Linked DNA regions of Homo sapiens: regions 2 and 3 are each linked to region 1. The links are chromatin contacts, found by Hi-C or POLR2A ChIA-PET in ENCODE. All regions are on one chromosome and are shown on one strand. The core of a region is the stretch at or near the end of the contact, and the rest is flanking DNA. Distances in the headings are between cores, read along the strand shown.

Region 1 (3,987 bases), core at 1,095-3,594:
GCCTGGCAAAGCCCTAGGTTCCTTCCATGTCACCCCTGACTCCTGAATCGACAGCTCCCTCTCTCAGCTTCCTGCTCACCAAGCTCAATGGAGCCTCAATGACCTGCCCACTGTTGCCTGAGGCAGCACTCTCACTGTCCCAAGACCCCATCACACCTTCACCTTGCTGGGACCTCCTAACTCCCTCAGCTTCCCCTACTCCACATTGGGGGTGTATCAGTCCATTCTCACGCTGCTATGAAGAAATACCCGAGAAATACCTGGGTTAATTTATAAAGCAGTTTAATTGGCTCACAGTTCCTTATAGCTGGGGAGGCCTCAGGAAGCTTACAATCATGGAGGCAGTTCACGTGAAGGGGGAAGAAAGGCACCTTTCTCACAGGGTGGTGAGAGAGAGGAAGGGGGACGGGGAAAGCCCTTTATAAAAGCATCAGATCGGCTGGGCACAGTGGCTCACGCGTGTAATCCCAGCACTTTGGGAGGCCGAGGCAGGCAGATCACAAGGTCAGGAGTTCCAGACCAGCCTAACCAACATGGTGAAACCCTTTCTCTACTAAAAATACACATTAGCCGGGCGTGATGGCGCGCACCTGTAATCCCAGCTACTCGGGAGGCTGAGGCAGGAGAATCTCTTGAACCCGGGAGGCAGAGGTTGCAGTGAACCAAGATCGCGCCACTGCACTCCAGCCTGAGTGACAGAGTGATACTCCGTTAAAAAAAAAAATCTTGTGAACTCACTGTCACGAGAGCAGCGTTCAGGAAACCACCTCCATGATTCAATTACCTCCACCTGGTCCCGCCCATGACACGTGGGGATTATTAAAATTCAAGGTGAGATTTGGGTGGGGAAACAGAGCCAAACCATATCAGGGGGCCAGGCCTTCAGCAGGTGGATAAGATGGGAGGAGTTCTGAAATACACACCCGGGATGCTCCAGAGGCCAAATCATAGGGCAGGTCATCCCAAGGACAGCAGTTAATTCACTGACATGCCAGCAAAGGGCAAACCGAATCGGCCCCGCGGAGCCCAGGTAGGGGCGCCGCTCACCTCCTAAAATGCCCTCAAAGACCCCTTAGGGCACAGCCATATGCTGAGACATGTTGGGGTGGACAAGCAGGTCTCAAGAAGCTTAGAATGTCCCCTAGGTGGACGCTAAGGGACAAGGCCCACCGAGGAAGGCAGCTGCAGATGATGGAATGCCCTCCCAATGGCGGGAACAAGCAAGGCTTCCGCAGCTCAAAAGGAGAAACATGCTTTGCGCTGGAGTCCTCAGAAAAGGCCACTTCCAAACTGTGGGGATGGGGAGTGGACGGGCCTAAGAGAATGGGAAGGCAGAACACCCCTTCTCCAGTCTCCCTTGGCCGTTAAAACCCCAGAGCAGCAGCAACGTGGGCTGTTTGGTGCGGAGGTTCCTGGTTTGGGTTGGCCAGGCGTAGAGTGCTTCCGACAATTCACCCACCCTCCAAGACGCGCGGGCCGGGGAGCGGGGAGAGGGCGGAGGGAACGGCGCACCGGGCCCCGTCGGACTGTTGGACCAAAAGTCCTCAGTGTCGGGGGCTCGCAGCGCCGCCGCGGCGAACCCAGCTAGGGGGCACCGCCTGCGCCGGGCACAGGGAGGCCGTTCGGCTTTCCCCCTCGCGCCCATTACTCTCAGGCGTCCCGGGGAACCCCGCGGGCCAAGTGTCGGGCTGCGTCCGGGCAGAGGCGGCTTCGCCTGGTGTCAGCGCGTTTCCGAAGGGCACCCGCGGCGGGGCCCACAACTCGAGCTGGGAGCCGCCCCAAGCAACCCGTTCCTCCGAATCAGGCTGCTTTTCTCTGTAAAGAAAAGAGAAAGCAAGCGATTAACTGATGGCTTGGCCGGCTGGAAACGGGAAAGCGAGTTCTCCAGGAGCCGCACACCTCGGGGAAGCCCAGTCCCTCCCGGGCAGGGAGCGAGGGGCGGTCCTGGGGGCTGCTTCCCGCGGGGAGAGAAGGGAGGGCGGCGCAGCCCTCTGCGGGGTCCGCCCCTCGGTTCTCCGGACCCCCGCGGCCTGGGGGACACGGGGCAAATTCTCGGATAGCGACGGGCAGGAAGGGGACCCGGGCTGGCGATGGGCCGAGTGCCTCCTTTGCTCTCACCCCCGCGCGAAGACGAGGCCAGTGGGCGGGTGGCGTGGGGCGAGGCCTCCGCAGGCCGCCGGGGGCCCAGGCACCTGGAGCCGGGAGGGTCCGCTCCCTTCCCCGCCCTGGATGGCGGCCTATGGGAAAGCAGTCTCCACTGGATCCCGCGCGCGTCGCGCCGAGGTCGTGGGAAACCGAGGGCGGGAGGGCGGGAGGGCGGAGGCGCCGGCAGGGTCGGCGGGACTGGGGCTCGGACGGAGGACAGGGGCGAGGAGGAGGCAGGAAGGACGCCGGGTACTGCGGGGCGCCTAGGGGGTTCCGAGCGCAGCGGCTGCGGGGCCGACCCGCCCAGGATGGAATCAGGGCCCCGGCGCCCCCACGCCGCTCCTCCAGGCCGAACCCCTGCGGCCCCAATCCCCCGGCCTCACGCCCACCCCGCAGGTCGGCCCTGCAGCTGCCTTCCCTTCCTCCACCTCCCTCCCGCCTCCGAAGCCGGCGCCCCCGGCCAAGTGGCCGCTCTCAACCTGTTACCAAGTCCTAGAGAGAATTTCTCCAAAATATTTCCTGGATCCCCCTGCCAAGGGCCCTGTCCCGCCCTTCCAGCTCCCAACTGGATGCCTGCAGACCTCTCCCCGGGTTCCGAGGCTCTGGCCTCCTCCCTCCCTAATCCATTTTCCACACCGCTTCCCCGGGAGCCCGTTAAAATACACCGGGACCGCGGCGGGTGCAAGCCTCCTGTATCTCCACATAGCAGGCTAAGGGGAATTGGGTAGGGAATAAAGGCTGCAGGGGACATCGGCTGGCAGGTATGAAGCCCGTATTGTGTGTCGTTTGTTAAACACTTCCAGTGGATTTTCTCGTTTAATCTGCCCAACAACGCTTCTGGGCCGGTATTCGTATTGTTTTATAGAGGGAGAAACTGAGGCACAGAGGGGCACTCGGCTTGTAAGCAACGGAGTAATTCAGAGCCCGTCAGCCCCACGCCGAGTTTATTCACCCTGGCAGGGGCTTCCGCGGGAGCCATGACCCTTCCTAACTGGGGTGGAAGGACCCGCAGCGCCAGCCGGGTCCGGGCCAGACGGCAGCGAGTGTCTGTTAATAGGGATGCTGAATGGGTCAGGCAGTGGGGCACAGGTTCAGTGTGATCTGGAATGCCTGCGAGGCCCCCTTGCTCATCCACCTGCCTTTAATGGATGGGTGGTCTGAGTTTCTGGAGATGGGCAAGATGGAGCAGTCTCCACACTTGGCTCTTCAGCCCCGGCGCCCCCCACAGCCGCCTCTGCTTTCCTGGAGATACCGCAGGCTCCTAACCTCAGGCCGGCTTGTGCTGCTCCACCCTCTCCCTCCCCCACAGACACAGGCCACTTAGCGCGCTCTCCCGTCCCTCACCCCTGCCAACAGCAGCCACTTCTGGCCACTTCCTTTACATGTGAATGAGTCCAGGTCTGGGCTGCCTTTGTCCGGGGAGGCCGGTGGGATTTCCATCAATAATTGTTGGTTGGTGAGTCAGGGGTCAGCAGTGGTCTCCTTTCCAGGACCCAGAAATGACACCACAAGGGTAACTGGCCACTATTTCCTGCCTAGGAACTAGCAGCATCCCACCCCCACCACTCCATGGCCTAGATAAGACAGGCCAAGACCCCAGAGACAACAGGACTCTGGAACAGGGAAGGGATTTATGATTAGCATAGGCTCTAGTTAAATTCCTTTTTTTATTTCTGTGCATTGACCTATTATGTAATATGCTTTTTTCTTCCTGGAATACAGATCCTACCAGTGGTTTTATTCCTTTTTTATATAATGTTTAATTCATCTGTCTCTGTAAATCCATCACATGAAATTGAAAGGGTCTCAAAGAGCAGACTGTTTCCCCCCTAACTCTTCCAC
Region 2 (3,987 bases), core at 871-3,370, 200 kb before region 1:
TGAACCACAGATACACTTTACTACAGATTCGTGCCTATTCACAGCAACGTTGTGGTTACTTACCCACATTTGTACAAGAAGGAAGAGGTCAAGTAACTTGCCTAAGGTCACTCATTTAGAAACAGAGGAATTTGACTTCAAAGCCAATCTCGTGTTTTTTCCATCTTGCCAAAACCATGATAGTGGGGTTGTTTTTTTTTTTTTTAATGGCCACATATTACTCTCCCCTCATTGACTTCTCCCCTTCATTCTGTATGGGCTTACAACTGCTTCAGACAATAAGTATGAAGAAAGTGACTATATAACTTCCGCTGCTAGGTCAGAGAAAGTGACACCGCTTCTATCTCTTCTAGTCTCTTGGACTCTTGTGCTTGAAATACTTGCTCTTAGAATGTTTCCTCTTGGAACCTATCAGCCGTGCTATGAGAAGCCCAAGCCACGTGGAGAGGCCCCATACTTGTAAGTGGTTTGGTCAACAGTCCCAGTAAGTCCGGCTTGGAGCAGCCCAGCTAGGCATGCGAGAGAAGACACCATCTTCAAAGTAAATCCTCCAGCCTCAGTTGTTCCAGTCTTCCCAGCTGAGGCCCCAGACACCACAGAACAGAGACAAGCCATCTCTACTCTGTCTTTTCCAAATTCTCAATCCACAGAATCTGTAAGCCTACTATAAAGGCTATTTTATGTCACTAAATTTGGAGTAGTTGGTTATGCTAGACAACTAGAGTAGTAATTTTGTCTTGGGCTGGCTTGATGGTATAAGTGGATCTAAGCAATATATCCATGGTTTGGGACTATATTGACTACAAAAACAACAAATTAATCCTTCATCTGTTATCAACTCTAGTCTAGTTTTATAGAAATGTCATGTGGTCCCCTAAATGCTGTCATTCAAATAAGACCTTCTTGGGCCAAACAACCAATACATCTTCCTACGTAAGTTTAAATAAAGTCTTTCTGGCTTATGTGAGATCATGAAAGCCTCCTTTTGACACAATAATCCCATGCTCTGTAGTCTGTAAAGTCATTTGGAATTACATGGCAAATGACATTTATAAAGCAACAACTAGCCGGTGGAAGCAACGTTAAATCAGAACATTTTAGTAACTTCAATTTTTATCAAGAGTAGTATGTTTTAGGCTATATTTCTTAAACAAGAAGGCTTGGTCAAGTTTACATTTATTCAGATACCCAAACCATGTCCAGATTATATTTGAACATTTCTTTGAGGGCTCTATGTCCCATTTAATTGCTTTTGACAAGCATGATACCCTCTAAACCTAAATAATGTGTTTCCCCTGAAAACCCCCTCAGCTAAAAACACATTCTACTCCAAGTAAAATGGTTGCATCATCTAAATTCCATTATCTGTAGCATTTTGTAAAAGGCCATGAACTAAGAATGTGCCCTTGTTCTTGATCTCAGGGCGTCTGAAAAAAGACTTGAGCATGAAGCCAGGAGGGGTCTGGCCGCTCGCCCAGGTCTTGATCTCCAGGCTCTCAGCTCACCAAGGTGGGATGCAGCAGCTTGCAACTTCTTGGGGGAAAATAGTTCTTGAGAAATAATTTCAAGGGGTAAACTGGTGATTTTTTGGACAGAGCTTGGGAGAATATCTGGGGCAGAACCGGAAGAAGGGAGAATGTGTGAGAGCTAAAAGGAGGCAACAGCAGGAGCTAAGAACGAGGACAGGGGAGGAAAGAGTGGGCTCAGAGCAGGGGAGGGTGGTGAAGTAACACCAAGAACTCTGAAAACCCTTGTCGCCAACTGTGACTGTCTTCACAAATCCCGACGGTAAAGGCTGCGTGACTCTCCTGGTAACCCTTCTGCCTCGAGGGCCTTTGGCCCTGCCCAACCAATGGTCATGCTGCTGTGTTGGACCCATGAACTGCAAATCCCTTTAGTGAGTGTGTGCAGAGGACTGTGGCAGAAATCCACATGAGAGACTTAGGTACTGCAGTGATCCATCATCTGGGAAGATTAAGTGGCTCTGGTGGCTTCCACGCTACCATCTGACTGTGGTCATCTTGAAAGTTAACTCTTCACTTGTTTTTATCAGTGTGGCTAGCATTGCTTCTGTTCTTAGGTTAAAAATACAACAGGGAAAACCCACTCCACCACCACAAAGCTTAAGCCTGGACGTGGCTAGAGGTTGGTTTTATGAGGTTGTCAGAAATGAATCATCAAGCTACTTGAAGCCAGAGACTCCAGGAAATCTAAACATTTGATAATGCTTGTTTTTGCTTAATTTAGTGAAGCAAGGCCAGAGTCAAACCTGCTGCCATGCACGAGGCAGGCAGATTTTTATAAAAACAGGTTTGTCCTCAAGATTCCCAAACGCCTGTGTCATCAGGCTCTGTCTAGCTCTATTGAAGGCCCACCCTCCTGTAAGAAGCACAGATGCAATTCAAGCCAAGTTCAACTGGATTGAAAGCTCCTTGGGGGTTGTTACTGCGCCTCACACAGCTTTGTGTCCCTCAGAGTAAGCATGTGGGTAAGGTCAGGTTCCCCAGAAACAAATCTGTAAGGTGAGGACAGAGGAGGTAGGAGGTGTTTACTAAGGAAGTGCGCCAGGGAAGGCTGGGCAGGAGTGAGGGAAGCAGGATGATGAGGAGGAGAAGAGCCACACCAGGGGTTATCTCAGGCTGCGACCCGTGGGGTGGCGCCAGCCTGATCTTGCAGGGACCTCAAGAGGATAAGGCACCCGTCAGAGCTTGTCCCAGCTGGCAGCAAAGGACCTGGGCTTTCCTATTCTCCAGGCGTGAAGCCCCTAGGAAATACGACCAATATTTTATCCTGTGGGAATATAATTTGGGTAGGGCTCAAGATTTGGAAAATGATGTATGAGCTGATTGTTTTGCCACCTGCTACACAGGTGTTCAAACATGGCAGAATGTGAGTGAGCTTCTCCACTCCTGGTAATAATCAACGGGGTTCCGAGTGCTGAGTTCCTCCCACATTGCTGCTCTTCAGGGAGTGAGCCTCATGGCCCTGGAGTTCTCCATTAGACTAGTCCGACAAAGCGGGGCATGTTCTAACTATCCAAGAAAACCATGCTCCTTACATATTTAGCTATTATGATTACTTTCCACCACAGCAGTCCTAGCCTCTATGATACAAAGAAATCAGAAAAAAAAAAATAAATTGGATCCAATCTATATTGAATGGCTAAGTTTTTATTAATTCAGTTACCTATGCCACAAATATCTACTGTATGCCTTCTGTGCTCCAGGCAATATGCTCGGGTTTTGGAGACACAGAGCAACAAAATATACAGTTTACAAATGAGTGGACGTTCTTGAAACAAAGGCTGGGAGGGATGGAGGGAGGTGTGAGCCTGGAGGCGTAAGCAGGAGTCCTCCCGGGAGCCTCATGGTGAAACCTGTGCTAATGACCATGCGTTTTCACTGCTCAAATATCGCGGGGGCTCTATGCCTCTTAAAATTTTATCAGTGTCCTAATTTTCTTCCACTGCATCCTAGGAGAACCAAAGACCACAAGATGAAAACATATTCAGACACACCCTTTCCCACTCCAAATCACAATTTTCAGGTCAAGCTCCCCTCAAGGGGATGCATTTCATAGAATTTGGTGATTGTGTTCTTTTAGGTGTATTGTCCACTTTTCCTGGCCTTTTTCTAAATTCTTTTATCTTTTGGGAACATGAGACTCACATAAAATAATAAAGGGTTAGATTATCTTTTTAAATCCGCAATATTTTAGCAATATTTACCTCCTTCTAACTTCAGTTATTGTGCGCAAGCTTTTATTATTGGCATGACATTTTCAAGTTCCTCAATTGACCACATATTGGGATTCATTTTTTGATGTGCAGTATCTTGTAATCCTGAGTACAATCCTTAAAAGGAGAGAGAAGGCCAGGTGCAGTGGCTCACACCTGTAATCCCAGCACTTTGGGAGGCCGAGGTGGGTGGATCACGAGGTCAAGAGATAGAGACCATCCTGGCCATCATGGCAAAACCCCATCTCTAC
Region 3 (3,987 bases), core at 437-2,936, 160 kb before region 1:
CTTGTGATAAATTGGGTAAATTTAGCAAATTGTTTTTAGGCAAATTGATGCTTTGCTAAGTTGACTTATAGAGGACTGGTTTTCAATCAATTGATTTCTGGCTAATTTACCTACAGCTGTGCCTGCTGCAGAATAGACATTTAGTAAATGTTTATTGAAAGAATGATAGGAAAAAGCTTGCATGTGAAACAAAATGCCAAGTATTGTATTGAGTTTTGTATCTGAGAGCAATAACTTAACTGGAAACTAATTTGGGTTTGTGGCTTATCTGCCTTTCTGATATTTGATCCCATCCAAAAACCATCTGCAGGTTTTTTAACTGCAAAGCCTCACAAGACCTATCTCTGGCCCAGTTTATCTCCTGGTGCCTTCCTTTCATCTTCAAAGCAGGCCCCAGGAACTCAGCTTTCTTTCCTCTCCAGCAACTCAGCCATCCTTTCTATCCCTTCAGATTTTGTTTCATACCACTGCATAATCTCCCTCATTTTGCATTTTCTTCTACATCTGTAGATAAGCACAGAAACCTAAAAAATTTAAGGATCTTATTCCTGATCTCTGAAAAGAAATAGGATAATGAAGTAACCAATCTGGTAGAAGTGAGTAAGGTTATAGAATCCTTCCATAATTAACAAGTTATCTGTTACTTGTCCCTTTCAAGATGGTAAATGGATCTAGGAGGATGAGACTTTTGTGTGTGCCTTTTTCTCTCCCCGCTAAATTATATGAATTAGTTTTATCTCTTTAGGATTTGCCAAAAAGCAAAGTGGTTATCATTATTGGTTAAACACATTGATATTTATTTATTTTAGCAAACATGAAAGCAATTGTTACAACAGGACTACAACAGTCAGCAGAACTGGGTCCCAGCTGGTGGTGACTCCAGAAAATAGTCAGGGTCCCACCTTGTGCCCACTCTTCCATACCTTTCCTGAATAGTCATCAGTGTTCTAGGTCTGGTATATGTTCCCTGAAAGGCAGCAAAGAAAGAGAGTACAGACTGTAGTGTCCCTGATAAGATCATATGTGGATCTCCTAATATCAATTTGGCTTGAATACAAGGACTACTTTCCTATTCCAAGGGCAGGGTAGAGGTACATACCTAGGACATGGAATGGCAGATGTCTGAAATATACATTGCAGACCACCACACTTCACTGAGGTGTTGCCCTCTGCATTTATTCCTGAGGGTGGAGTTCACTAAACCACTTTCCTTCTCACCCCATTTTTAGATACAATCAAGGTAGAATAATAGGTGTTTCCTAAACTCAAATTGGCAGTTTGCAGTTTCTAGGACATCAGCAATGAATGACACCCTTTTAGTGAACCCTGGCCCTTCCCCTTCCCCCTAGGAATGATGAACATAGTTCATGTCTTTACTAATCGTCTGTGACCCAAGCATCATACTGAGCACAACGTGTAAATATCAAGAAGACAGTGTTCAAGGGCAAGGCTTCAGTATATGAGGGGCAGCAGAAGTGATGGGGGGGAGGAGGAGTGGAAGACCAAGGCTGAGCCATTCCCCAGAGGGATCTTGTTACCAGGAACGTTGCCAAGGCAGGGGCTTTTGCAGCTGTGTAAAGAGCAGATTGGAGCAAGATAGAAGCCTGTTGTGAAAACTGGGGCCCAAGATCAGGGCTGGACAACATCAAGCATCTTTGCTGCTAGAGTGCCTAAGCGTTGAGTCACAGCAACTTAATCCCTCCTATTAATACCTGGTTTGATTCTAGAGACTGGGGTGAGGCTGAGTCCCCTATTGGCTGCCAGAATTTCAGCTGCAGGGAGACAAACTCCAGGAAATCTACAAGTTAGGCAAGAAGGATATGGGGAAACAGAGGTCAGTTTCCAGAGAATTAAACAACTGACATGAAAGACTTAAGGGCTGTTCCTGGTAAAGGAATCTTTACGTGTAGGAACTGGGCAAGGAGAAAAAGAGTCCAGTTGCATTCACATTCTCACCTGAGTGACAAGAGAAGGCAAGATAACTAAGCGGAACTTTTTTCATTCTGTTGCTTTCTAAATTTTCAAACTAAGTTTAAAGAACAATGAGACTAAGTCTGTAGGTCACGACAACCTGGCAACTTCAAGTTAGACCTCCATAATCATGAGTGTTTGCTCTCACCTATCAATACCATGCCATTCTGAGATTGCCAGACCAGCCTTCTTCCCAGCCCTGGCACCCAGGGCTCTGGCTCAGCTCTTTAATACCTACTTCCCTGTGCTGACCTGATGCAGGAACTGCTGGCCTTGCAGCTTGTCCAATGTCAGCCTAGCTCAAAACTGGGTCTTCATACCTACAGTCCAAAGAAGGTGTTGAACTTGCTAATCTAAAGGCATCAAAGGGCTGCAATATGTTGGAGTGGAAAGAGGAATAGAAACTTAATGAAGTTGCCAGAGAGCAACAAGAAACCAAGAACAGGCAGAGCTTAATTTTAGGCTCCAGGGATTTTCCCAGACTTATTTTCACTGTTTCTTAGGGCTCCAATTTTCTAAGTCCTTTATTCTTCAGTCAAATGAAGTACAAGGAAATGTGAGAACTCTAGATGAGTCCCTGAAGTCATTGATACTAATCAAATGACCCTGGCAGCTCAGATCAGCAGGCACTTTGGGAGCATCAGCAATGACCCCTGTGTCCTTGGGATGTCACTCTCCTGCTATAAAGTCTTCAGTGGATCTCTACTGCCTTGGAATAACTGGACTCTCTAGCCTCACCTTTAAAATCTTCCAGGAACCCTTTCTCTCACTAATCCCCTTCAGGCGCAAATACTCCAGCAAAACTTAATCACTGGTTTTTCACACTTGACATGAACTTTTTCCATTTTCTGACTTTTCTCAAAGTTTACCTTGTGTAGAATAATATTTTATCTAACTGACACATCTAAATATAACTATTCTTCAATGCCAGCTAAAAGCTTATCTCTTCCAGAATGCCTTCTTTCTGATTACACTAATCTCTGATCACACCTACATTTACTTGACTTATATTACTCAGCATGTTTTTACTATAAAGTAAATCTTGTGTCATCTTCCTCATTTACACTGCACATTCATCAAATACAGATATTATATGTTATCAATATTTTCAAATGACCTCAGTGCCAGAGTTGAACTAATCATATTCCTCAGTTCATATCACCTGATCATTAGAGTTGAAGCAAAACACTTAATTTAGATATTTATTCCTTTTTCACCTCATTCTGTTACCGTTCCCTCTCCCATTCCCCTTTCCATAGACAACTGCTCTGAGTTTGAAGTCTAACACGTGTATACATACTCTTGCAAAATATAATAATATAGTCTACTGTATCTTATTAGACTTTGTTCTACTTCTTATTTTTTTACTCAGCGCTGTGGTTTTGTTTTGTTTTGTTGAGACAGGGTTTTGCTCGTTGCCCAGGCTGGAGTGCAATGGCGCGATCTTGGCTCACTGCAACCTCAGCCTCCCGGGTTCAAGCAATTCTCCTGCCTAAGCCTCCTAGTAGCTGGGATTATAGGCACCCGCCACCACGCCTGGCTAATTTTCGTATTTTTAGTAGAGATGGGGTTTCACCACGTTGGCCAGGCTGGTCTCAAACTCCTGACCTCAGGTGATCCACCCACCTCAGCCTCCCAAAGCACTGTGTTTTTAAGATCTATTCATATTGCTCTGTTGACACTTGGTTTGTTACTTCAAGCTGCCATACAATACTCAATATTATGCAGTCTGCACATTTTACTCACCCCTTCCTCCAGGAATGAACACCAAGATTCCCCCTAATCACTGGAAGCCACAAATAGATAATACATGACTCTTAAGTGTGAAAACTTCTTTACAATATATATACCCAGGTAAGGGCTGGCTGGGTAATAAGGTGTATGCATGTTGAAATTGACTAAGTACTGAATTTGACTAGCTGTACCAGTCTACTCTCACTAGTAGTTCACTTAGGTTATTATTTTCCCACATCCTTGCAAATACTTGGCCTTATCTGATTTTCTAATGCTTGTTTA

What was found. Hi-C counts contacts between places; a loop is a spot of excess contacts on that map. ChIA-PET counts read pairs that join two places held with the same protein, here RNA polymerase II (POLR2A). Pooled maps may share reads with other maps.
Region 2: a map of naive thymus-derived CD4-positive, alpha-beta T cell shows a loop between it and region 1 (2.2-fold over the local background). The contact joins the enhancer-like site here to the promoter of LINC00092 in region 1. A Hi-C loop is called at or near these places in 1 of 168 maps with a recorded cell type or tissue (naive thymus-derived CD4-positive, alpha-beta T cell), 5 of 37 single-sample maps with no recorded cell type and 9 of 50 pooled maps. POLR2A ChIA-PET finds 5 or more read pairs at or near these places in 2 of 52 experiments (HCT116 and activated CD8-positive, alpha-beta memory T cell).
Region 3: a loop to region 1 is called in a map with no recorded cell type, with 2.0 times the contacts of the local background. The contact joins the enhancer-like site here to the promoter of LINC00092 in region 1. A Hi-C loop is called at or near these places in 4 of 37 single-sample maps with no recorded cell type and 9 of 50 pooled maps. POLR2A ChIA-PET finds 5 or more read pairs at or near these places in 1 of 52 experiments (Panc1).

Annotation. Positions count from the first base shown.
Region 1 is chr9:96,019,467-96,023,453 of GRCh38, forward strand. LINC00092 (long intergenic non-protein coding RNA 92) reads right to left here and starts at 2,345. Exons shown (of 2, transcript NR_024129.2): 1 at 2,119-2,345; 2 at 266-1,815. LOC105376159 (a long non-coding RNA gene) reads right to left here. Exons shown (of 2, transcript NR_188619.1): 2 at 3,794-3,987. It also overlaps a transcript of ERCC6L2 not described here. RefSeq lists a silencer at 1,525-1,574 and enhancers at 1,785-1,834, 3,267-3,767.
Region 2 is chr9:95,820,856-95,824,842 of GRCh38, forward strand. The region is part of intron 2 of ERCC6L2-AS1 (ERCC6L2 antisense RNA 1); the gene reads right to left. Among named protein-coding and RNA genes, the nearest start is that of ERCC6L2, 53 kb to the right of the region's middle. RefSeq lists an enhancer at 2,229-2,438. Within about 2 kb of position 2,121, at least 3 of the 41 ENCODE cell types and tissues checked have a DNase peak (open chromatin) inside an H3K27ac peak, as active enhancers do.
Region 3 is chr9:95,855,709-95,859,695 of GRCh38, forward strand. The region is part of intron 1 of ERCC6L2-AS1 (ERCC6L2 antisense RNA 1); the gene reads right to left. Among named protein-coding and RNA genes, the nearest start is that of ERCC6L2, 18 kb to the right of the region's middle. Within about 2 kb of position 1,687, at least 3 of the 41 ENCODE cell types and tissues checked have a DNase peak (open chromatin) inside an H3K27ac peak, as active enhancers do.